Linked DNA regions of Mus musculus: regions 1, 2, 3, 5 and 6 are each linked to region 4. A link is a loop called in an ENCODE intact Hi-C map of the cell type or tissue named here. Cell type or tissue: heart. All regions are shown on one strand. Region 1 has its middle 21 kb from the start of P2ry6. Region 2 overlaps P2ry6 (pyrimidinergic receptor P2Y, G-protein coupled, 6). Region 3 overlaps Arhgef17 (Rho guanine nucleotide exchange factor (GEF) 17). Region 4 overlaps Atg16l2 (autophagy related 16-like 2 (S. cerevisiae)). Region 5 holds the start of Fchsd2 (FCH and double SH3 domains 2). Region 6 has its middle 47 kb from the start of Fchsd2.

Evidence for each region. Peaks named below come from ENCODE experiments on the same cell type or tissue, not always from the same donor. Only the 100,000 strongest peaks of a DNase experiment are listed, where the experiment ranks them.
Region 1: a loop joins it to region 4, with 7 times the contacts of the local background. A loop is called at or near these places in 9 of 42 quality-filtered maps.
Region 2: it touches region 4 in a loop (2.3-fold over the local background); 2 of 42 quality-filtered maps call a loop at or near these places.
Region 3: a loop joins it to region 4, with 2.4 times the contacts of the local background. A loop is called at or near these places in 4 of 42 quality-filtered maps.
Region 5: a loop joins it to region 4, with 1.9 times the contacts of the local background. A loop is called at or near these places in 4 of 42 quality-filtered maps.
Region 6: it touches region 4 in a loop (9-fold over the local background); 27 of 42 quality-filtered maps call a loop at or near these places.

Annotation. Positions count from the first base shown.
Region 1 is chr7:100,983,105-100,987,104 of GRCm38, forward strand. No RefSeq gene overlaps it. Among named protein-coding and RNA genes, the nearest start is that of P2ry6, 21 kb to the left of the region's middle. In heart, no CTCF peak of the experiment used is centred here; a DNase peak (open chromatin) is centred at 2,061; H3K4me3 peaks cover 427 bases; H3K27ac peaks cover 1,257 bases.
Region 2 is chr7:100,941,843-100,945,842 of GRCm38, forward strand. All of the region lies in intron 1 of P2ry6 (pyrimidinergic receptor P2Y, G-protein coupled, 6), which reads right to left. Among named protein-coding and RNA genes, the nearest start is that of Arhgef17, 12 kb to the left of the region's middle. In heart, a CTCF peak has its summit at 1,606 (motif pointing right); DNase peaks (open chromatin) are centred at 1,549 and 2,739; H3K27ac peaks cover 871 bases; H3K27me3 peaks cover 1,581 bases.
Region 3 is chr7:100,906,688-100,910,687 of GRCm38, forward strand. All of the region lies in intron 1 of Arhgef17 (Rho guanine nucleotide exchange factor (GEF) 17), which reads right to left. Among named protein-coding and RNA genes, the nearest start is that of Arhgef17, 23 kb to the right of the region's middle. In heart, a CTCF peak has its summit at 2,063 (motif pointing right); DNase peaks (open chromatin) are centred at 714, 1,614 and 2,054; H3K27ac peaks cover 3,197 bases.
Region 4 is chr7:101,286,421-101,290,420 of GRCm38, forward strand. Atg16l2 (autophagy related 16-like 2 (S. cerevisiae)) reads right to left here. Exons shown (of 18, transcript NM_001111111.1): 16 at 3,943-3,990; 17 at 3,750-3,851; 18 at 3,196-3,514. The coding sequence ends at 3,427. Among named protein-coding and RNA genes, the nearest start is that of Atg16l2, 14 kb to the right of the region's middle. In heart, a CTCF peak has its summit at 2,237 (motif pointing left); no DNase peak of the experiment used is centred here.
Region 5 is chr7:101,106,796-101,110,795 of GRCm38, forward strand. It overlaps Fchsd2 (FCH and double SH3 domains 2), which reads left to right and starts at 1,980. Exons shown (of 20, transcript NM_001146010.1): 1 at 1,980-2,244; 2 at 3,944-4,000. The coding sequence starts at 2,224. In heart, CTCF peaks have their summits at 70 (motif pointing left) and 1,640; DNase peaks (open chromatin) are centred at 496, 816, 1,616, 2,926 and 1 weaker place; H3K4me3 peaks cover 3,510 bases; H3K27ac peaks cover 3,205 bases.
Region 6 is chr7:101,059,810-101,063,809 of GRCm38, forward strand. It overlaps the pseudogene Gm5735. Among named protein-coding and RNA genes, the nearest start is that of Fchsd2, 47 kb to the right of the region's middle. In heart, a CTCF peak has its summit at 1,759 (motif pointing right); DNase peaks (open chromatin) are centred at 792, 1,722 and 2,592; H3K4me3 peaks cover 630 bases; H3K27ac peaks cover 1,022 bases.

The DNA of each region.
Region 1 (4,000 bases), 300 kb before region 4:
CCTCTTTTGCTACATAGGCCAGCTGGGATACACGATGCCCCATCTCACAATGAAAAATAGACAAAGAAGCAGAAACCTAGACTTTTCTCATCACTTTTTGCTCTAATGTACTTCTAATAGGAGAAATATTAGGCCTCTTCCTTCTAATTCCCTTTGCAGAAAAATGTGCTTGTATGCTAGCAAATCAAAAACTGTACTGTGTGGTTTTGTTTGTTTTTATTTAAACATTTCATTTTAAGACAGGGTCTTGTTATATACCCCAAGTAGGTTTCAAATTCACATTGTAGCCCAAGCTAACCTTGAACTTCTAATCCTCCAGTCTCAGCCTCCCAAATGCTGTGGTAACAGAGGCTCTAAGGCCTCTGTTTTTGGGTGTAATCATGAGTTTCTCTGTACATTATCATATCCTACCATTATAAGAAGCTAGGCGAGCGTCTGGAGAGATGGCTCAGCTGTTGAGAATGCTTGTTTCTCTTGCAGAGGGCCCAAGTTTGGTTCCCATCCTCTGTGTCTGGTGGTTCACACTGCCTGTCACTCCCAATCAGGATCCAATGCCCTTTCTGTGTGAAAATGGCAAAAGGAAGAAAGATATGGTCTGGGTGGTGGCAGTGCATGACTTTAATCCCAGCACTCTGGAGGCAGAAGTAGGCAGATCTCAGAGTTTAAGGCCAGCCTGGTCTACAGAGTGAGTTCTAAAGACAGCCAGGGCTACACAGAGAAACCCTGTCTCAAACAAAACAAAACAAAACAAAACAAAACAAAACAAAACAAAACAAACAGAAGAAGGAGGAGAAAGGATATGCCTCACTTGATTTAAGCATTACATAGTATATACAGTGCATTAAAATTATTACATGAGGGGCTGGTGAGATGGCTCAGTGGATAAGAGCACCCGGCTGCTCTTCCAAAGGTCCGGAGTTCAAATCCCAGCAACCACATGGTGGCTCACAACCATCTGTAACAGGATCTGACGCCCTCTTCTGGAGTGTCTGAAGACAGCTACAGTGTACTTACATATAATAAATAAACAAATCTTTAAAAAATTATTACATGAGATTTAAATATATACATATACATATACATATACATATACATATACATATACATGTATATATATGCACGTGTATTGGTTTTTTGAGAAAGCAATCTATATAATTTTATGTTCATAGGGGAAGAGAATTATGAGCAGCTGGTTATGTCTGTCTCAGTCCACTGTGGGTCTTACCTTTAAAATTTTTTTAACTTAATTTATTTCAGCGCTGAAGACTGACTGCAGCCCACATGCTTGCTAGGCACTCTTTCACTAAGCTGAGTCCCCAGCCCCTAAAGATGTTTTTATTTTCGTGTGTGTGTGTGTGTGTGTGTGTGTGTGTGTGTGCGCGCGCGCGCGTGTGCATGTGCTATTTCACAAGGAGGCCACAGGAGACCATCACTTTCCATCTATTCTACTTGGCCTTATTTCCTTAATACTGTGTCTCTCACTGCATCTAGGCTGGCACCAGCAAGCCAGTGATCCCACTGGCTCCATGTCCCACCGAGCCGGGGTTACAGATGCATGTTTCTCAAGGGCAGGTCCTTGGGCTTGTGTAGCAGGCATTCTTAACCACTGAGCCATCTAGTTACAAGCATTAGTTATGATTTATTTATCCTTCCCTTTGTCTTTAGACTATGTCTCCCTTAGGAAATTATTAACTCTAGAAAAAATAAAAAGTTCTACAAGAAAGAGAATGTAGTCACCGGACTCTGTAAGATGTGGCTGGGAACAGTACTTTCAACATCATAAAACTGTGATCAACAGTTAACTGCAACCCCCCACCCCCACCCCGCCCTCGCAGGAGGGCAGGGTAGAGGGGAGGGGCCTGCAGACAAAAGCTAGCGGGGTGGGGGTGGGGTTGGAAAACCAGTGCCTGGATGGCAGGGTGCTGAGTGCAGAGCGCTCTGCCCTCCTCAGGGACACCGCTCAGCTGCTCTCACTTCTCTGGCCAAGACGGAGGCCCATTTCCTAGTCTACTTAATAACGGGCAAATAATCTGGCGTCTGCTCAGCTCAGCCCATGGTCTTGGAACAAATGGACCCAATTAAAAGGCCATCATAAGGGAGTTCAGGGAAAGAGGAAAAAGTCATTGATCAAATCAACTCCCAGCTGCCCTGGGACTGGCTTGTGAGTGGAAATAACAAGAGTCCTTCCCCTCCCTGTGTTTCGCGTCCTCTCTTAAACCCAGAGGCCTTCTCACTGTTTGGGCTCCTCCTCACGCCCTCCCAACTTCCAACCCCTTGCGGTGGATAAGCTGTAAGGCCTCACCAGACTTCATCAAGATCTTGGGTTCAAGCTGGGCCTTTGCCTATGGTGCAGGTCTGTAGTCGCTTCCAGAGAGGTGGTGTGTGTGTGTGTGTGTGTGTGTGTGTGTGTGTGTGTGTGTACGTGTGCGTGTGTGTGTGTGTGTAGGAGAATCACAAGTTCAAGGTCATCCTTAGCTATAGGAAAGCAAGTCTAGGAGAGACCCTGTCCCAACTGAACAAAAACAAACAGATTCTAGGCTGAGGACATGCTCAGTAGGTAGAGTGGTTTGTCCAGATGCACGGAGCCCTTGGTCCAGTTCCCAGCACTGCATAAAACTAGGCATGGGAGGCGCATGTGTAAAGTCCAGAACTAAGGAGGTAGAGGCAGAACATCCAAATATTAGTGTTATCCTTGGTTACATGGCAAATTTGGGATCAGTCAGGGATGTACCAGACCTTTTCAGAAAAGAAATGAAAAGAGCAACATCGCTACCACCCCCACCCCGCTTCCAGTCCTTCCCACTCTGGATTCTCCTCCCACAACAGTCATCCCTCTTAGTACACCATATAATTTACAATTAATATTATTGATTGTTGCTCCCCTGCCTTTTAGAGGCAGAGGCAGCATCTGTGACCGTTTTTATTCACTAGCAATTTATTTACAATGTATATTGAAAGCACCTGATACATAGTAGGTTTCCTTTTTCCTTTTCTTAATCTATCTGTCTTTTATTTATTTATTTATTTATTTATTTATTTACTCACTCAGACAGAATCTCTCTATATAGCCCTGGCTGACTTGGAACTTGCTATGTAGATCAAGTTTGCCTTGAACTCAGAAACCTATCTGCCTCTGCTTCCTGAGTGCTGGAATTAAAGTCATGTGCTACTAGGTATGACACATAGTATTATTGTTACTATTATGGTTGTTGTTATTGTTGTTGTTGCTATCATTATTATCAGAGGGAACTTATATTTAAGAAAAAGGTGAGAAAGAACTCCCAGGAGTGCACAGAGTCCTGGGCTCCTGAGAGCGGGCTTTCAACTGTTTGTTTTCATCTCCCATGTGGATGTGGGGGATCGGACTCTGTCATGCTCAGCAGCCAGGGCCTTTGCTGGCTGAGCTAGTCACCTTCCCTTTTGTTTCCTTCCTTTCCTTTCTTTACACAGGCTCCATATAGCTCAGGCTAGTCTCACATGCTCTGTAGCTGAGGATAACCTTCAACTTCTGACCTTCCTGCCTGTGCCTCCCCAGTGCTGGGACCACAGGTCTGTGCTACCACAGCTCCTATTTTTAAATTTACTTTGTGAAGAGGGCATTAATGTCTCACGAGTACCGTCTGGTGCTAATTAACCTGCAGGAGTTTACCCAGTGTGATGGCTGGCACTGAATCACTCAGGAGACATACCTCTGGACTTGTCCTTGAGGGCATTTCCAGAGAGGAGTCACCGAGGTGGGAAGATCCATCTTGAAGGTGAGTGTCACTGTCTCACGGACTGGGGTCTCACACTGGATGACAAGGAGAAAGGGAGCTGTGTGCCAGCATTCATCTCTGTGCTGTGTGGCTGCAGATATGATAGATGTGACCCCTCTTAAACTGTGGACCTCAGTGTATCCGCTCCCCTTACATTGCTGTTGTAAGGCATTATGTCACAACAGGAAATAGCCAATGCATCCAGTGTATCTCATTCATTCCTCATTGCAAACTGCATTCATTCA
Region 2 (4,000 bases), 340 kb before region 4:
ACACGTCCATAGTCTACTTCTGTTAGCCAGAACCTGAGCACCTCCAAATTTAAAACAGCACCAAGTTCATGAGCCCATCTTGATCCTCCCTTGAGTCCCCAGCTGAAGAGACCCCACCCAGCTTGCCAAACTGTCCAACCACTCTGTCCCACACCATATTGGCTCATTTCCTCAAGACACAGACACTCACATACAGCATCCCATCACCGTCCTGAGTTGATAGTTCCAAGTGTGTTGGGGCACTCAGGACACTCAGACTCGGAGCTGCCCATGCTCCTGTCCTCAGCCACACTGTAGCATCTCTGGCGTAGCTTTGGACAGTTTCCTCTGCTTCCTGGCGCTGCTAGCTCTGACTGAAATAGCCCTTGGATGGGGGGGCACTCCCTGTCACCCCCCACACCTTGGCTTGGCGGAAACAGCCTGGAGGAGCACAGAGCTGAACAAAAGTCATCCTTCCCAGAACTCCCTCTCTAGCCATGGGAGGAGGGGACATGGGCATGGGCAGACCCAGCGAGTGGCTTTCCACCCAGCTCTCCATCAGTGTTCTCATCTGTTGAATGTATAGGTGTGTTATCACAGTTCTTGGCCCTTCCCTTAGCTGTGACAGCTGAGCCACCAGGATTCCATTCACTTCTCTGAGTCTGTACTCCTATCCCAATCCTCCATCCATTTGGTAGGTCATCTACTGACATGCCTGTCTTCACCTCCCTCCAGGTGACAATCCACTTGGGTACTTCTTACCTAGATATTTTATTGCCCATACGTCCTTTTCACTACGCGCCCTTATTAAACACATACTGTGTGCCGTCAGCTCTCCCAACATTCCACTATTAGTGGTTGCTGTCCCTTCTACTTAAAGACCAAGGGTCATGAGGTTGGGGGTAGGGGTGGGCACATGAATGGGGCTTTATAGCTGTTGGGACAGCTAGAGGGTGAGAGGTGTGTTCTTCAGGGCAGAGGCAGCACTCAGAGGGGAAGATGACGGGGGCTTTGGTGTGAAGTCAGTGAGGCAAGGGGGTGGGGGCAGGGCACGCAGGGAACGAATGCCAAGCTGGTAAGTGGGGGCCGGGCTCATATCCTGCCTCTGCTCCCACTCCCATCTGTTTCTCTTAGCTGCTGTCTAGAATGTCACAGTTGCCACCTGCATGTTGAAATGCCACAGAGAGTGAGGACTCTTCCTACTCTGTCACTTGTAAAGGAGCCTTGTAGACTGTAGATGCCGTCTGTGCACTGAGCCTACCCCAAGCCCACTTTACAGGACAGGGAGCCGAAAATCTGAACCAAAGTGAGACCAGGCAGATTGAATTTCAGGCAGACATTTGGCCAGCTGTGTACAAATTGGGCACCTACGGTTTATTTGCGTATGAGCCAAGAAATCCAAGCAGCCACGGAGACCTGGCTTTCTTCCCAGTAGCTAGCTCCTGTGGTGTTCCCAGGACAGGCTCCGGTGGCACCAGGGTCTGTCCCAGGATTGATGCAACTTTGAAGGATTAAGGGAAGATGGGGTGCTGACCCTGGGGCAGGGCAAGACTTGGGTCAGACCTCTAAATGATTGTGGCTCCTCCAGGGACTGGAGTAGTCCCTGTAATGAGAGTCTGAAGCCATGAGATGGCGCTAGTGGACAGCTGAACTGGATGAGGCCACTGTGCCCATGCTTCAGGGGCCGCCTGCTAGTCTGGCACTGAGCAAGCCCAGGACATGCCCCTAGGCCTGTTCCTCTGGCCTTCCTCAGGATTCCTCCTACTTATCTATCCCTCTGTCTGAGTCTCACCCTCTCAATGCACTTACAACAGCCATTTGAGTGTCAGGCCAGACGTAGCACCCTGACACCAGGCATCCTCCACCCCTCTCTACTCTAGTTCCCTGGATATACCATCACCAAAAATACCACAGCCCTTTACCCCCACCAAGGGACAACCTACATTTGCTTCCTTCCCTCAGTCCAGGTGACAGCTATGGGTTCAGTTCTGCAGCATCGTCAACCGCATGAAGACATCAGGAAGAACTGTCTCACTGTTTCTGATGCTACTTAGGACGTAGGGTCTTTGTGTAACCCTTCATGTAGCCTGTAGGATAGAGGCAGGAGCTGAAAACTTGAGTCACCACCTACCGGGTAGTTCTCTGCAGCTGCTGGACCTGGGAAGAAACTTCCCAACCTTGGGCTGCCTGCCTGCCTGCCTGCCGGGAAACCAAGCTGGGAAATCCCCTGGCTGGACCCCTGGCCCATGAATTTAGCATGGAAGGCACAGGATCGAAGGGTCAAGATTTGGTTTCCTCCTTCTGAGTCAGGCTGAGACTCACCATCTGCCTGCTGTGTGGCTTAGGGCCAGCTTTCCACCTTCTCTGAACCTGAGAAACTTATGGTCGCTGTGTTCCCTTCCTTACAGAGACATCACGCCCTCTGTCCCAGGCATCACCCAGCCCTGCCCCTGTGTGTTATCCATCCTTGGTGCCCTAGAGCCACCTACATCTAGCTTGATCCCAGACCCTGGCACTCGGAGAACAGTGGGCAAGGGACAGAATCCCTGCTTGGACAGTTTAGGTCTCAGCAGGCTAGAGCTGGCAAAGCCAGCACGAGGCTGCAGGGAGGGCAGAGATCTGCTTTCTCTTCTCCCTTTTACTTCTTCTTCCCCCTCTGCTCAGCAGGGACCATGTGGAACTGAAAGCTTATTGTGAGTGTGAAGGAGAAGCTGCACACTGGGACTGGGGCCCTTTCATAGCCCTCCTCTGAGATTGATGCCCCCATCCAGTTCTTCCAATAAAGCCTGGCCCAGAGCTGTGTGGGAGGCACCTTGCCCTGTGCCTGGGCTCCAGGCTCTTCCACCCCTTCCTCTCCCACAGTAAGTGGAATATATACACTGCTTAATCATAAGGACTGCAGTTGGCTTCAGACCACTAGTGCCCCAGATCTGTCCATTGTCCAATAACCAGGCTCCAGGTCGTGGTTGGAAGAGAAGACTGAAGCCTAGCTTGTGGCCTGCCATGCAGGTAGACCTGGAGGAGCCCTCATTTTAGAGCCTTGCTCAATGGTTGAGAAGGAGAGGGGTTTCTGTTGGGCTTGCAAAGCTGGGAGGAGTGAGGCTGGAGTTGCCACAGCTGTCAGGACTGTGTGCCAGGCATGGTCCTGTGTCGCAGAGATATAAGCCCGAGAGAGGAGACTGCCAGAATCCAAGGGGGCAGAGTAGAGAGAGGAGCGCACAGGTCCCTGAGAACACTGTGGAGCTTCTGGATGCCGCCAAGCCTGAGACTTCAACCTCCCAATGGACTCCAGTGATGCCCACTGACAAGTTCTTGTTTTGCTTCAGTCCATTAACCGGTTTTCTATCCCTTGATATCAACCATCCAAAGCCAGACGTGGTGGTGAAGGCCTGTAAGCCTTACACCTGGGAGGTAGAACAGGGAAACTGGGAGTTCAAGGGCATCCTCAGCGACATAACAAGTTAGAAAGAGGAGCTGGGGATGTTGCTCTATTAGCGTATTTAATGTTCGCAAAACCCTGAGTCCGGTCCCTAGTACTGCATAGTCCAGGCATGGGAGATGGAAGCAGGAAGATCCAAAATTTAAGGTCATTCTCAGCTATGCGAGTTCAAAGCCAACCTGACATCATGCATGAAACCTTATCAAAAAAAAAAAAAAAAAGAAAGAAAGAAAGAAAGAAAGAAAGAAAAGAAGGGAATTGAGAGATTGCTCAGTGATTAAAAGCTTATGTGTTGTTTTTTTTTTTTTCAAGGATCAAAATTTGGTCCTAGCCTCCATATCAGGGAGCTCACAACTGCCTATAACTCAAACTCCAGGAAATTTGATGCTTCTGACCTCCCATACATACATACATACATACATACATACATACATATAAACACACACACATACACACATACACTCTTCATATATATATATATATATATATATATATATATATATATATATATATATGTATGTATTCTAGATAATGTTGCCTTGACTGTCCTGAAACTTACTTTGTAGCCCAGGCTAGCCTCAA
Region 3 (4,000 bases), 380 kb before region 4:
CCTGGGGTAGAGCATACACTGCGAGGTCCTCGATGGGGACCTGAGGTACAATTTCTCTCCACAGCCCTATGTAGGCCTCACACTGTCCCTGAGTGCCCTGTGATAACTCCCCAGTCCAGTCTTCAACACACTACAGATCTATACTTTGCCAAGACAGTAACAGAATCCAGGAGCACCTCTCTGACCTCCCAGGAGCACCGTGGTCTAGGAAAGACACCGGTTCCTACAGGATGTGTACTGAGAACTTCAGTGGGGTGACCTAGGCTAAGATCTAACCCCAAGCAAATGGCGTATCAGCAGCTGAAAGACTTCACTAAGTTGCAGGGCACATAAATAAGAAGTCAGGCCAAACCTGGGGCACCCTGAATTAGGAAGTGGGGCTGACAGCTGTATTCGTTTCCCTGGATGGCTAAGACATAGATGGAAACAGAAGGGAGGTCTCAATGTCTGCCTGCCCCAGGACTACAAGAATAATCCAAACAGGAATGAGTATAAACTAGACATACACTGGGTACATAACATGTACCTATTGGCTGGCCTTCCTGCTCTGTGACTTAGTTTCCCCTTCTGTAAACAGATGAAGGAGGTGGGAAAGTTCAAGAGGGTTCTAAATTCCCCACTAGGTTCCCAGAGGGTGACTGAGGTCATACTGGGAGAAAGGCATGGCTGATGAAGCCCAAGTGAGGAAGCTGGGGCTCTAGGACTGCACTTCCACCAAGCACTGCTAGGTGGCAGCAGAGGCCTGCAGGACTGGGATTGTAGGGCATGTGGTTTGAATTTAACTGCATGATTTTTTTTTTTTTAATGTGGGGTTTTTTTCTTTTCGTTTTTTTCTGTCACTCCACCCCTTTCAGTTTCAAGAGGATACAGCTGAATCTTCTAGGTTTCAAAAGAAAAGTTCCTTATCCCAGATAACAGAAGTAGGAGATGGGGGCTGGAGGGTAAGTCGGACCTCAGCAGACGTGAAAAGCATCGGATGAGCCAGTCCACTCTGAACTCAACCTCTCTGCCCACTTCTCCCCCGTAGCCACCATTTTACAGGTCAGGAGCCAGGCATAACTGAGTGTGAGACCTTGGAGGAGAATGCTAACAAATCTGTATTCTAAGTTTGTATTTTAGGGGCTCCTAGGATATCCCTGCCAGTCCTGCACACAGGACTGTGCCCTGCCTTGGCTTGGAACCCCAGGATGTGTTGACTTCCAGGAGACTTTCCCTAACAGCTCTAAAAATTCAAATATCCAAACCATGTTCAGAATGCTACCCAGGCCGGCCGGGGCCCCACATGGTCTGAACTTCAACTCCTACCTTCATGTAGCTGTAAATACCTTTCCTCAGTGTCTATTTCCCTACCTGGAACATGCCAGATCTACAGCTCAGTGGCTGTTCTACAAAGAATGGCTCCCTACCATCTCCACCCATCTTGGTAGTACGGAGGGAGGCTGGGGTGAAGGGTCGTGGGAACGGAAGTTTCTAGGGTTTGATTCCAGCCCCTCCAATTCCCTCCTTTCTTCAGACCAGGCACATGGGGGCGGGGGGCTCCATTTGTACACTGTTGATAGAGATGGGGTGTCTTGCCTGTAGGGCGGAAGATGATTCATTGGGCCTTGGGCCAGGCACCCTGGGAAAGGCCAAGCCGGCCCCAGGCCAGTGCCCCAGGGAATAAAGGACAGGGCCTGACTGGGCTGTGTATAAATCCTAGGGACTCTCAAAGCCCGCAGCCAAAAGACGCCATCTTCCCCACTTAGACAATGCCAGAAACCCTTCTGCTCAGGCCACCAAAGGCCCCGGGAAATGAGGTGGCCGAGTTCCGCCTGCTGCTGTGCCCTCCCAGCCCTCAGCACGGGGTCCATCCCCACACGCACCTTGCCCTTGGCTGGGTCAAGTCCCATTTAATCTATTCTCTGCTTTTTCCAGGGAGCCTTAAATCTCCTCCCTCACCAACCTCACCTCAGGCCAGGGCAGGCGCCAACTGCCCCACCAACTGCCCCGTTGTGACTCCCAAATCAGTCCATCCTTTTTATTATGCTACAGACCTATGAGGACGCTACCTCGGGCACCAGGGGGCAGTAACAAGATCTGGGAGCTCCAGGATAGAGGAGGCACCACTAAGGCCTAGAGCCGTTTCCCCAGGGCATACAGTCAGCACACAGGTGTGAATAGAGACAAAGACAGCAAGTGTCCGCAGGATGAATAGGCACAGCGAGGAGGCCACGGGTGTCTATGATCAACCTCCTAAAATGAAAGGGCAGTAGGGCAGACCCCACCACCAACACCCTTCTCTCTCTTTGTTTTGTGATTTGGGTTTTTTGGAGACAGGGTTTCTCTGTGTAGCCCTGTCCTATCCTGGAACTCACTTTCTAGACCAGTTCCCACAGAGTTCTGCTTGCCTCTGCCTTCCAAGTGTCAGGAAAAAGGTGTGCGCTGCCAGCTGCCACCACTCAGCGGGCGCCATTCCTTTCTGCTGGACGAATGGTATTACTTCCCAGCACAGAATGTCTCAGGACCTCAGGGGTTTTTTGTTTGTTTGCTTGTTTGTTTTTTTGTTTGTTTGTTTTAAAGAGACAGGGTTTCTCTGTGTAGCCCTGGCTGTCCTGGAGCTAGCTCTGTTGACCAGGCTGGCCTCGAACTCAGAGCTCTGCCTGCCTCAGCCTCCTGGGAATTAAGGCGTGTACCACCATAGTCCGGTAGGGCCTCAGGGTTTTAGGGTCTCTTCACTTGGCCAGAAGTACCCACGTAGCTGGGATATACTGTGACCTCACCTTACTCCGACCGTGCCCTCCAGGGTATACTGTTACCAAGTGGTTACATCAACCCTAGTGTGTCGGGCTCAACCCAGACCTGACAGAAGTTTCTGTCATCACACCAGGCCAGTTTGCTCTGCTTCCTTCCCAGTGGGGGCTCAAGGGCCACCACTAGGCCTGGGCCACACTGGCAGATGTGATTTCTGCTGACCACCAGCAGCTTGTGCTTCTAGGCTCTTCTGTGCTTTCCCCATCAATTAGTGAGCAGCCCTAGAGCTGAACAGAGAAGCTCCCAGAAGATGCTCATCTGAGGTCAGCCAGTGTCAGCCAGTGGGGTGGCTTCACGTCCCAGGACCAAAGTCCACCCTAGGAAGGCATCCTGACGGCTCAGAGGACCACTCCTGAAGCTTTGGCTTTGAGTCTTCAGAGTCTCCAGACTTGTAGCTGTCAACAGAAAGTGGCAGTGCTGTCTACTCGGTACCATGGAGTATGCAGAACAGCGCAGCACTAAGTCTCCTAAGACTCCATATCAACTCAGTGACAACACTGAGACTCAGCGCAAGTCGTGACTTGCTGGGTTCTCAAGACTAGGCAGTGGGCTGGACCCGAATCCTCCTGCAGCCACTGACCACTAAGTGGCTGGGACTTTGGATAAATCACTTAACTTTACAGAGCCCAAGGACAGGAAGACAGCAAAGATCTAAAAATAGCAGGTCTATCTGTGGAGGGATTCCACTCTCTGCTGACTAAGCACCTCCCAGGTGTTGGCTTTAACCTCAAAATAATCTCCTGGGTGGGCCCTATTATTACCTTGTGTCACTGGCGACCCAAGCAAGATCTGCCAAGCAGGCAGGACTCCACCCCAGGGGACCCTGGGTAGAAAAGTTGGGACAGTTTACATCTGTCTAGAGTGCCAGGAGGAGGGCTTCTTCCAGCCAGGGGTTAGCCTGAGAGTGTCAGCCTGGGCTCTCCGCACATGGACTCTACCTACACAGCCCGCGTCAACTCCAGCTACAGGGAAGGGAGGGCTCCTGAGTCATGGGCCCTTAGGAAGACCTCTGAAAAGTTACAGAGAAGGAGTCCACTGTATTATCAAATGAAAGCATAGGGCACTCCTATCGACAAACTGTATTGCCTCAATGTCATCTAAAAATAAAGATAGAGAAAGAGATAAAGACAGAGAGAAAAGGGACACACCTGGAAGAAGCCACCAGAATGTCAACGGTAGGCGGGGCCTAGGGCATGGGAACAGGACAGAA
Region 4 (4,000 bases):
TCAAGGGGAGAATAAACATTTTTCTTCCTGAAATCCTGCAACTTGACATAGCAAGTTTTGTTTCCTCCTGGGATTTTGCTGGGTTTGCTTTATAAAAGCATGAGCTGCCAAGAACTACGAGAACACCAAAGAGTGTCTTGTTCCTGGACTATTTTCCTTTGGATCAGTGGCCAAGAAAACACATAGGACTCCTTCATGTCTTTTCCTGAGAATGCTGTTCAAGGAACATGTTTCTGGAATGTTATCCTGAAGCATAATAGAGAAAACCTGTGAGTTAGGGTTCACAGGTTTATATGCCAGACACACCAGTAAGGGGCAGGGAAAGAACTGGGTGGAGACCCATGAACAACCTCTGCCGTGCATGGATTTGCCTGCCATAATCTAAGTCTCAGCCCTCAACTTCATCTTTAACTTGGAAGTGAGAAGATAATATAAACTGCCTCAGATCCAGGAAGATTTAGTAAGATGATGTACAAGTGAACTAAAGATAGTTACTAGTGGATATACTTGCAGCAGACATGGCACTTACCCACGGTATATCTGAATCTCACAAGTGGGCCTACACCTGGTTATCAGGATTCTTCTAGAGACTGTCTACAGGGCACTGGAGGGGCTTCTCACATCTTAGGCGAGAGACTCGAGAACAGGCTTGAGCTAGCACTGGCAATAGGATCCCTACAGGACTTGTCTCTTCTCCCTAGGGTCTCAGGATCAGAAAGGGTTGAGCCTAGCCAATTCAGGCAGCAGGCCTCACATCTGTATATCAACCCCTGAAGGACGTTCCATAGTGGGGAGGGGTACATAACAGCCTGGAAAACATTATGACTTCCCTGAGATTCATAAGATAGGAGTGGGAGAAGAAGCTAAACTGGTTTCCACAAGACTAGGCCAGTCCCCTCTACTGAACCTGAGTCTAGTTTTTGCCAAAGAGAATCAGAAAGTTCACCAATATTTTGCTGTTTTGGCCTCTCTAAAATTAAAAAAATGTTTGAACAGTCTTATGTAGCCTAAGCTGTCCTCCAAATCATGATGACCTTGGGTTTCTGATCCTCTTCTAAGTGCTGGGATTCCAGGCATAATATACAATACTCAGTTTCATGTGATGCAGGAGGTTGAATCCGAGCTTCATGCAGGCTCAGCATGCATCCTGCCAACTAAGCTAAGCCCCTTTCATATAGTTGTGCTTTGTGATGCTAGGCAAGCTCAGGCTATTCTAATTTTTATTAGGAACCCTAGGAATCTCTCCTTTGCTGGCCTTGGCTCTTCCTCAAGAGAACTGAAGGGGCAGAGAGGTCCCTGTACCCAGGAGTGAGTCACATTTCCTAGGTAACTCTTACGGGTCATTAAAATAGTTCACTACTGCCTGAGGTACGATGGAAACATCTGCAGGGACTTGGCCCAGATGCTGTGGCTGGAACAGCAGTCTCCCAGGACTCACTCTCAAATCCTAGCACATGCCTCCAGAGGTAATCTTCAGCTCAGAGTCCAAGGTGAAAGAGCATTTGGGAGTGTCAGGTTAGGCACAGCTCTGTGTACCCCTGGTGGAAAAACCCTGCCCAGTTGAGAGCCTCTGTCTCTTGAAATTTTGGTTTTGTGGTGCAGGGGCTAGAGAAATGATTCATAGGTTAAGAGCACTTGCTGCTCTTGCAGAGGACCTGGGTTCAGTTCCCAGAAGCCACATGACAGCTCATAACCGTCCATAACTTCAGTTTAAGATGTCCTCTGTGGGCACCAAGCACGTACACATGCACTTATATACATGCAGGCAAAATATTCAAACACACAAAAAAAGTTGTATAAAAAGAGAGGATGTGGGTTGAAGATGTAGTTTGTACATTGCTTTTCTGACCCAAACAAATCCCCAAGGTTCCAGTCTCCAACACCATATGGGGATACATATTTGGGAGGTGAAGGCCCAGGCAGGAAGGAGGTCACACTCAGCTACATAAATGAGTAAGTCTGCAAGGAGTGATGCGGGAACCATTCAGCTGTGTATAGCTGTGTTACCTTGAATGACAATCTTTTCTCACTTTAGAACGTGCTCCATCACAAATGCTTAGGAGGAACAAATAAGGCTCAGAAGCCAGAGCAAGACCGAGGTCTGGGTGATCCTCAGTAATGGTGGCCACTGGGCGAGTTGGTCTTTCCCAGAAGAAAGGCAGAAAGAAAAAAAAAAAAAACAAAATAAAACAAAACTGCTGACCAGGAAACTAGTGACCCCTGGTGGCCACTGAGAGCTGCGCCAAGGGGATGGCCAAGGCTGAGGAGCTGGAATGTCCCATCCCTGGAACCTTCCACTGTTGAACTTGCAAAGCAAGAGAATATAACCACCCAGGAAGTATTTCCTGGGGCCAGGACTGGAGGCAGGGAATACTGTTCTCTTACAGTTGCTCCCAGTTTTAAGAAGACAGGCAAACTAGAAGTAGGGGACCAAGGCCTCTTACTGAGCCTGACAGTTAAGGATAGGCTGTCAATAAAGAGGTCCCAAAAGATAACCTGAATTGTCGTTGGGAGAGACAAGGACATTGAAGGCAGAGGAAAAAGCATGTGTAGGACCAAAGTGACGAACTTCTCTGAAGGCAGAAAGGGGACTTTTGGCCATGCTGACCATGGTACCTTAGATGCTGAGGGCTGAGGCAGTCAGTGCCTGCCACCCCGACACTGAGGCTGAGGCCAGATTTCCACAAATTCTGAGCTATTACATGTGTGCCTGACTAGACAGGGTTACATGACCCTGTCCAAACAACAACAAAAGCTGAGGAAACTGTATCAGGACAAGTCTAGGGGAGTGAAGGCACCTTTAGAGAGCAGCACTAAGCGCAGTCGCCCCAGAGACTGGCACTGTGGCTGCAAGGGCAGAGGTAACATACAAGGGAAGGAGATAGTGGCAGGAGGCCACCCATCATCCAGGACATAGGACTACAGCTCAGACCATTGTCCCAGGCTCCAGGCAGGCCTCTGCCAGCTATTCCGATGTCACTCTGGTTTATTCACCCTTTCCATCAGGTCCACTCCCTAGATGAAAAGCTGCTCTTTGCTGCCCTTGCCTGAGCCTTTCTTCATGTTATCCCACAGCTAGACTGGAACAGCCCATTTCCCAGACAGAAGCTCTGCTACAAGGCCCTAGCTCTATGGAAAAAGAAGAGGCTAAGTCTAAGTGTCTCTGTACCCACAAATGCTTCAAAGAGGCAAGACACGGCTTAGATACAGTTTTTAACACTGAAGAGAGTAAACAAATAGATTTTAAAAAACAAAACTGTAGTTCCTAACCCACACTTTGATTTTTAACAAACAGGCCAGGTCCTGCCTGGCCCTCACATGAATTCTGTAGTAGACCCCAACCCCAGCTCTGGAGTCCTGAGCACAGGGAAGCTGTTCTCTGGCTTCTGGCTTCAGAGTCCAACCCATACAGGGAACTTGTGCCACTCAGTGCCAGAGCACCACCTTCCTGCCTTGGTCCACACTCACAACGTGGTTCCCGGAGAAGCACCAAGCCACGGCATTAACAGCAGTGCTGAAGAGGGAAGACAGACCTCAGGAGGGCAGCAGGAGCAGGCAGGCAGCCTTACTCTGACCCTGGACATCCAACCAGCAGGCGGTTTGAGAAGCCTCTGTAAGCCCAAGACAATTTCCTTATCTATAAAATGGGCTCTCAGGATGGTAGTAATGAGCCCAAATGCATGCGAAAGGTCTGGGGACATATCAGAACATGGAAGTTTGCGTGTGGAAGTTTTCAGTAGGCTGCTCACCAGTGGGGTCCCTGTAGGCTGGTCTCCAGTTTCCCGGTGTTCACATCCCAGATGTACAGGTCGCCGTTTGAAGAGCCTGCCAGTGCATAGCTTCTGTCAGGGCTGTACAGGTCACAGCAGAACAAGAGGAGAAGATCAGAAGTGTAGGCACACAAACACAGGCCTATGTATAGGCATGACCTCCCAGACGCACCTGAACACAGCTTTGGTCCAGTCAGAACTGCACTTGAAGCCATCTGCCCTGAGGACAG
Region 5 (4,000 bases), 180 kb before region 4:
TCAGTATTGACCATCTGACAGTGGTGAGGCTGAGAATAGGGCCACCTCCCGACCTCTAGTGGTTGTGCTTCAGAGGAGGTCAGGACTCTGGGTTCCCATCCACTCTTCCCTTGCCCCAGGCCTTCCTTGATCTGAATGAGGACACTGGTGGCAAATGGATGGCTTCAAGGAAACCAGAAACAGTAGAGTAGGCTTTGTAATTTATACACAGCTCTCAACTCTTGACTCCTCATCTCATCTGTTAGCATGTAGGTTAACTCAACATAAAACACCTGGGTAGGAGTTCATCTTCTGGTCACAGAGCCAGTAGGTTATCTGGTAAGTAAGTCATCCTGGTCTAGTCCAGTCTCATGGACTTCCTTTTTGGCCTGAACTGAGTTTCTGAGAACAGCTATCTGGGACTGCAAGTACTGAATGAAGTGGGGGAGGGGGGAGATCCAGCTCACACTGTGGCTGCCTGTGGAGCTGTGGCTCAAAAATAGTGCCTAGGAACGAGGAAGAAGGTTTTCTACTATTCCAAGCAACCCAAAGGGAGCCTGATACTCCTTGGGTGGTCTGGACAGAGTGAGAAGGTGCCTGATAGGACCCTGAGGAGAAAGAGCATTGTCATTGCCAGATGAGGTTGAGTTTATTCAAGTAGTTCAGGACAGGCAAAGTGAGTTGACCTAGAAGTCCTCCCTTCCAGACAAGGGCTTCCTTCAGAGGCTTCCTCCATGGCCCTTGCTGTCTCCCTATGGTTCTTAATCTCACCTAATCCTTTCCTCTGCCATGCTAGTGATGAACTCAGGGCCTCTCTGGCTGCTAGGCATGCGCCCTAACACCAAGCAAGATACCCCTCCTCACACTCAGCCCTTGGGATTCTAGGCATGCCATGTGACCTTGAGAATGGCTCCAATTCTCTGCGGACACCAGCCTTCCTATCTGTGATATGGGAGTGACCGATTCAAGAGATTTTCATTCTTTTCCTCAGTTGACTCCACGAGGTCTGGCTAAGTACTCTGGAATAGGGCATCCATTCCTTTGCCTGGCAATTTTAGGTTATTTCACCTGTCCTCCAATGGCATAGGTCTGGCACCTGCGGCTAGTTGTAAAAGGACTTGTTCATGCTAAATTTCTCAGTGCACGTTTAGCTGACTAGGAGGGAGGGTACGCTGAGGGACTGAGAGAAAGCAAAATCCCGAATCCTCTTAGGTACCTCCTTCCTTATTGCAAACAATCCCACTATGAGCCTAGCCCCCCTCGACTCCTGCCAAATTCCCACACAAACTGTGCAGCCGCAGATGCAGGCGGGAGGCGGGGGCGGCCTGTGCGCGTGCGTCGGAGCAGAGTCCTCTCCCTCCCACGTGCGCGCTCCCGGAGGAGTCGCGCGCCCCAGCGGGCTGGCGGGAAGGCGCGCGGGAAGCCCCCAGCTGCCTGCTCGGTGTGGGGGGAGGGAGGACGGGAAGCGTCCGGAACGTTCCATCGTCGGAGAGAACTGGGGTAGTTCTCGAGTCCCGTTCCCGTCCCCACCGTTCCCCTCGGCCGAACAATCCGTGAAGTTTCCCCCTTTCTCACACCGAGATCCGGAGCCCCGTGGCGCGGCCTGGCTAACCTCCCCCCCTCCACTCTGAAGCAGGCGGTGTGGCCGGGAGCGCATCCCCTCTGCAGCCGGAGCGGGGCGCTGTGGCGCGCGCCAGGGGCCGGAAATTCCCGCGGCCTGAGTGGTTGGCGGAGCTCTAACAGGGGAGCGTGGCGCCGCCTTCCTCCTTCCCGGGCCGGGCGGGGGCGTTGGGCACCGCGAGGGCCGGGCTGCCCGAGTGGGTGGGGGGCCGCCGCGTCAGCCAGCTGCAGCCGGGCCGCGGCAGGCGGCGAGCGCGGACGACGCGGCCGCTCCTCCTCAGCCGCCCGGCGAGCCGCGAGCCCCCCCCCCCCGGCGGCCCCCGCCCCCTGGCCGTCTCCGCCTCCTTCCCTCACACACCCCCCGGGCCGCCCGGGCCCCAGGCCTTCCCGGCGCTCCTCCTTCTCTCCACACTCGCTGCGACCCGGCTGCTCCTGCCGCTCGCCTGCCTCGCAGCCTCCGGGCCGATTCCTCTTCCTTCTCCTTCCCAGGCTCTCCTTTCACACACACACAAGCGCGCGCCCTGGCTTGCTGGGCCGCCCCATTTTCTCCAACCCTCCTCACCCTCACAGTCCTTTAAACGCCGCCGTCAGGGGTGGGCGGAGGATTGATGTCCCTTCAGCATCATGCAGCCGCCGCCGAGGAAGGTAAGGGCGCAGCTGGCGGGGGGCTTTGGAGATTTGGGGGGTGGCGGTGCGTACAAAGAACGCGGCTGGGGCGACCGCTGCGCCCCCTCCCCCTTCCCGCAAGGGACCGTGACCACTCTAGCTTCTTGGCTTGTCAGAGTTGCCGCCCGCCCCAAGCAGGGGGTCGCGTGTACGGGGTGTCTTTCTGACGGAGGGGCGGCCAGTGCTCCTCAGTACTAGGGAGGACACCTCCCTCCCCCCGAGACACTCGCTGGAGTTTTTTTTTTTTTTTTTTTTCTTTCGGGCATGCATGTGTGTGTCTGTCTGCATGGCAGTGCTGCCCAGAGCAAAGTGCATTCTCAGAGCTGTATGGGGGAGAGGCGGGGGAGCCCCTGCAGATTTGCAGAGCCTTGTGCGTGACGGATTGTTTAGTCTGCGCCAGGTTCGAGCCCTCCAGTCGCTTGTCGACACTCCACCCATTGGCAAATTCGCGGGGGGATTTGTTTCAAGTCTCGCCTCAAGATTTGGCCTTTTTTTCCCCCCACGGGGCTGCGGAAAAGAAGTTGGAACGGTCTCCGCCCTCCCACCCCAAGGGAAAGCAAATTAAGGATTGACGGGTCCTGCTTAACCCCCACCCCCCATCCCTTTTGCCCCGCCTCGGGCTAGGGGGCCAGGAAAACAGCAGAGCTTCCAGTACGAAATCCAGAACCTGGCGTTGCATGGTTTGAGCACTACGGTTGGGGTTTGGATGGCCTGGGTGGCAGTGACGGTGCTCTGGGGCTGCCAGCAACTCGGCTGCTCCCTTCTACACCTTTCCGCACTGCCAAGGCTGTGTCCTTGCCTTTTTAAATCTTTCAGATGGATACTAGGTATCTACTCTGAGCAGTGGGTAGAGACAGTTACATCCTTCCCTTGTGGGCAAACATTTGCCTTATGAGTAACTCATCATCTATGCTTCCCTTTCTTTTCTCTTCTTAATCTGATTTTTTTGCCCAGTTACTGATCCTCCCCCTTTCCCCCTGCACGTGTACCCCACCTCTCCATGTAGCTTTGCTCTGGTGGTCGGGATTCCACCACGATCACACACCAATTGAAATCCCAGGGTCCGGCCTGGCGAGGATGGCTCCAGCCAGCTGGCTTTGGCGGTTCTCTCTGTTTGAAGTGGGCTGCCACCCGGCCTGGCTTGCTGGGTTAGTTTAAAAGCCCTGCATATGCTGGAAGGTCACTTTTGCATTCTCCTTTGTGAGAAAGAGATTATGATTTGATGTGCTGTCAGAGTGGAGGGCATCATTCTGAGACTGTGTGCTTTCTTGCAGCCATTACGGAATATTTTATGTAGTTTATTCGTGAATATTATTTCATGATTGTGTACATTTTGGTCGCTAGGTATTAGGTACACTCATCTGTGCTCCCTGCTCCTGTGGTTAATGTCTGAATCTTTGGGAAGCAAGAGAAAGCAGAATGACAGTTTGCACCCCTTTAAACTGCAAATTTTTTTTTTGTATTTGTGAATTTTTATTCAGCCCCTGTCTTACATTCCCTGGCTAGTTTTTTTCATTAAACTTAGTTAAGTAATAAAATTGGATGGGAAATACGAACTTTTTGGTCTTTGGGGATAGGAAAACTAGAAGTATACATTCTAACAAATAGTGTCTTCTTTAAGTAATTTTTTTCCTTCAAATTGTAGTAAAAGCCTTCATAAATACATACTGTGTTTTAGGTGAAAGTTACACAAGAGCTGAGAAACATTCAAGGTGAGCAGATGACAAAACTTCAA
Region 6 (4,000 bases), 230 kb before region 4:
ATAAAATTTATAAAGCTAAATGCCAGTTTAGATGGAGAAATAAAGTAAGCAACTGTTTTCATTTTAAAAGAAGGAAGAGAGCCAGGTGGTGATGGCATACTCCTTTAATCCCAGCACTTGGGAGGCAGAGGCAGGCAGATCTCTGTGAGTTTGAAGCCAGCCTGGTCTACAGAGTGAGTTCCAGGACAGCCAGGGCTACACAGAGAAACCTTGTTTTGAAAACAACAGCAACAAATGGAAAAGGAAGAAGGGGGAGGCAGGGAGAGGAGGGGGGAAGGCGGGGGGGGGGGGCAGGGTGGTGGTGGAAGAGAGGTGTGTGTGTGGGAGTTCTTGGTAAAGTTATTTGATTCTTAGCACAAATACAAAAGTAAAATCAAAGCAGCCACATTTACACTCACAATGCCTTCTCCATGCTTTAAGAATGCTTATGTTTGAGCATCTGTGTGGTGAGGTGTGTTAATCTGGTAGACTTGTATGTGAGAGCATGGGTGCACGTGTCCTTGCACTTGCAGGGAGGCCCGAGGAGAACGCAGAAGAATGTCCTAAGCCTTTCCAGACAGGGTTTCTCACTGATGGGCAAGCCCCAGGGATCCTTTTGCTTCTACCTCCCAGAAGCTAGGGTTATAGGCTAGATATAGATAACTCCAGCTTGAGGGGTTTTTATCAACTTGACACAAGCTGGAGTTATCTGGGAAGAGGAATCTTAGTTGGTAAAATACCTCCATCCTATTGTCTGTAGGCAATTAATGATTGACATGGGATGACCCAGCCCAATGGGGCAGGGCCATTCCTGGGCAAACGGGCATTGGTGGTATAAGAAAGCAGCGAGCAAGCCCCTGCCGAGCAAGCCAGGAAACAACATTTCTTTGTGGTTTCTGCTTTAGTTCCTGCCCCAACTTCCTTCCAATGAAGTGCTGTAAGCTGTAAAAAAAAAGAAACCCTTTCCTTCCCAAGTCGTGGTATTTCATCATAGCAACAGAGACCTATGTTAAAAACAAAACCAAAAAAACTTAGTGATGGAATCTGAACCTAGGTCTTCATGCTTGTCCAGTGTTCTCACACACGGAGTCACCAACGGAGTCTCACGCGGCTCAGGCTGACCTCGAACTTCCAACATAGCTTGTTACAAACTTGGCCTCCTTATCCTCCTTCCTCTACTTGCCTAATGCTGTTACCAGCATTTGCCAACGCACCAAGCTCTCCATGGGTTTCACAGCCTGTTCCTGAACTGAGTACCATTCACTCTTGCAAGACAAAGGTTTAACTCCAAATCCGTGACCTCTACCCTGCAGGTCCCCATCAAAGCATCCCTGATTCTCATCCAGTAGAGTGGTCCTCTACTATTGTGCCTGCGGCCTCTACTATTGCGCCTCCGGCCTGCCTGCATGGAATAGCTTTTTTTTTTTTTTTTAAGTTCTTCACATTTTTATTCTTTGTGCACAAAGACTAGCATGATTGGTTCTGCTTGGTAATCAGTCGAACAATCCATTCAAGGTCGCTTAGTCCAACTTAGTCCTTAGTCATTCGCGTACTGCCGGAAGCACTGGCGGCACAAGTTCAGCCCGTATTTGCGGATCAGACCGTGGCGGTTAGAGCAGACGCGGCAAGAGCGGGAACCCTGGCCGAACTTCCGTGGGTGACTCCAGTAGAGCTGCTGGTGACCCATCTTAGCATTTTTATCCCCAGTGCCCAGCTCATTCCTTCTATCCCCAGAGAGTTCTGAGTGGGATCTCCAGAGGGATTCAAGTCCCATGGATTGGACCCCAGGTGGCGCTGTCTGCCCGTGAAAGAGTCGAGGAAACCCAGAACCCGGAGCCTCTGGTCCCGGCAGCCAGCGATGAAACCTCAAATTCCAATCCTGCTTGTCCTCGCAACATCACCCCATGAAACATCATCCCACGCAACGCATCCATGCCTGGTTTATTCTCATTCTCTCTCTCTCTCTCTCTCTCTCTCTCTCCACCTCCCACTTCCCCAACCCCACTCCACCCGCCAAATGACAACTTTCAGGAGTTGGTTCTTCTTCCATCCTTCGGGTCCTGAGGAGCAAACTCAGGTTGGTTGGCTTTGCAGCAAGTAGCGTTATCCACTGAACCATCCTACCAGAACTCGGCGCCTGGTTTTACATTTCAGCATTTCAAGGCTGGATGCCAGAAGAAGTGGGTAACCCGCAGGCTATCCCAGCTGTTTCCTGGGGGACCTAACTTTCCCAGAAAATGGCATGAATATCGTTATTTCTTTCAGAATGCCACCTAAGTCTTTCTGAGGAGACGCTACTCCCCTATCTGGTACAAACCCTCTTACCTCCCTCCTTGTTGGAAAACATGGCTACGAAGTACAAGGTTCTGATTCTGAATCTAGCCCTGGTGTGCTCATTTCCCCAAGCTTTAGGGACCCTGTGTGTGACACGCAGACTAGCCCCAGCACTCTGGGCTACCAGTCCCCAGAATCTCTGCTGATTGAGAAAGGCAAGAGGTGTGGCCAGTCAGCATCTTGGCTAAGGGCAGGCTGCCCTGGAGTTGCCAGAAGGAAAACATTTTCCGGGAGCCGGAAGGGCTGGCAGAACCCAGGGCCGGGTGGAGAGACCACAATGGACCCTTGTGTGGTGGTTTAGCTTGGACTCACCCGCAGGCCCAGCTTCTAGGGCAGGGTGGGCCCTGTTTTCTGATCTGCAGCCAGACCCAGCTCCTAAACAACCCGCCCTGGGCCCAGACAGGAGCCAGAACTTTGCTTCAAGTCCAGAGGGTGTGAAGCACACAGGCCGGTGTCCAATGGCTTACTCTCCTCTGTCAGCCTTCCTGGAATCCTCCTGGCTAAAAAACTTCACATAAGCTTTGAAGGCCCATCTTCACAACCAGAAAGGCATCCAGCCCTGGGAGGTTTCTCCTTCAGGCCACCTAAGGGAGCTCAGAGCAGACCACGGTGTCCAGCCTGTGGTGACTTTGTTAATTATGCCTGGATTCTAGCCGGGCATGGTGGCACATGCCTTTAATCCCAGCATTTGGGAGGCAGAGGCAGGCGAATTTCTGAGTTTGAGGCTAGCCTGGTCTACAGAGTGAGTTCCAGGACAGCCAGGCTACACAGAGAAACCCTGTTTCCCAAAACCAAAAACCAAAAACCAAAAAAAAAAAAAAAAAAAAAAAAAAAGCCCAGAGTCCATCTTCAAGGCTTAGCTTCTCTACCCCAGGAAGCCTCAGTTTCCCCCTCTGCCAAGAGAGTTGGTAATTCACATCTGAGGGACAGAGATGCTGAGAGGGTATTTGAAGTGTCTGGCCTAGCCTCTGTCTCAGGAAAACACCCACCCAAGCCAGGCCAGACGGCTTGTGGCAGCCTGATGGTACTGTCAGAGATCAGGCCCTGGGCTCTGAATCTCCTCTGAAGCAGCGGACAGGAAGTCCTCCAGAGCACCCTGTGGACTGTACCCAACAATTCCCTTCTCTGAACCTTGAACTAATCATGCTTCAGGACAAAGGTCCTGCCCTTGTAAGCCTCTGAGTTGTTGCTGGGGACCCTAAAATTGCCAGGGTCCCACAGGCTCCTTCATATCAGCCATCACTGATTTAATCACAAAGGAGGTCTGGAGTTGCAGCTCAGCTGACAGAGGGATGAGCTAGCACAAAGCTCTTTAACCAGCACCTTTTAATGTTGGCTATAATGGTCTCAGAAACAAAATGTAAACAAACAAAACTGCCTTAAGTAGGCAATGGTGGCCTGTGCCTTTAAGTCCAGCACTCAGGAGGCAGAGGCACGCAGATTTTTTGAGTTCCGGGTCAGCCTGGTCTACAGAACAAGTACTAGGACACCGGGGATACACAAAAAAGAAACCTTGTTTCAAAAACCCAAAACAACAATCACACACACACACACATGCACACGCACACGCACACGCACTTCCTTAAGCATAGAAAGAGATCATACTTGAAGGAATTGCCGATAAGCTGATAACAGCCTTGCAGATGTCTCACGTTTGTTGGAACTTATTATGTAACACAGCCTGGCT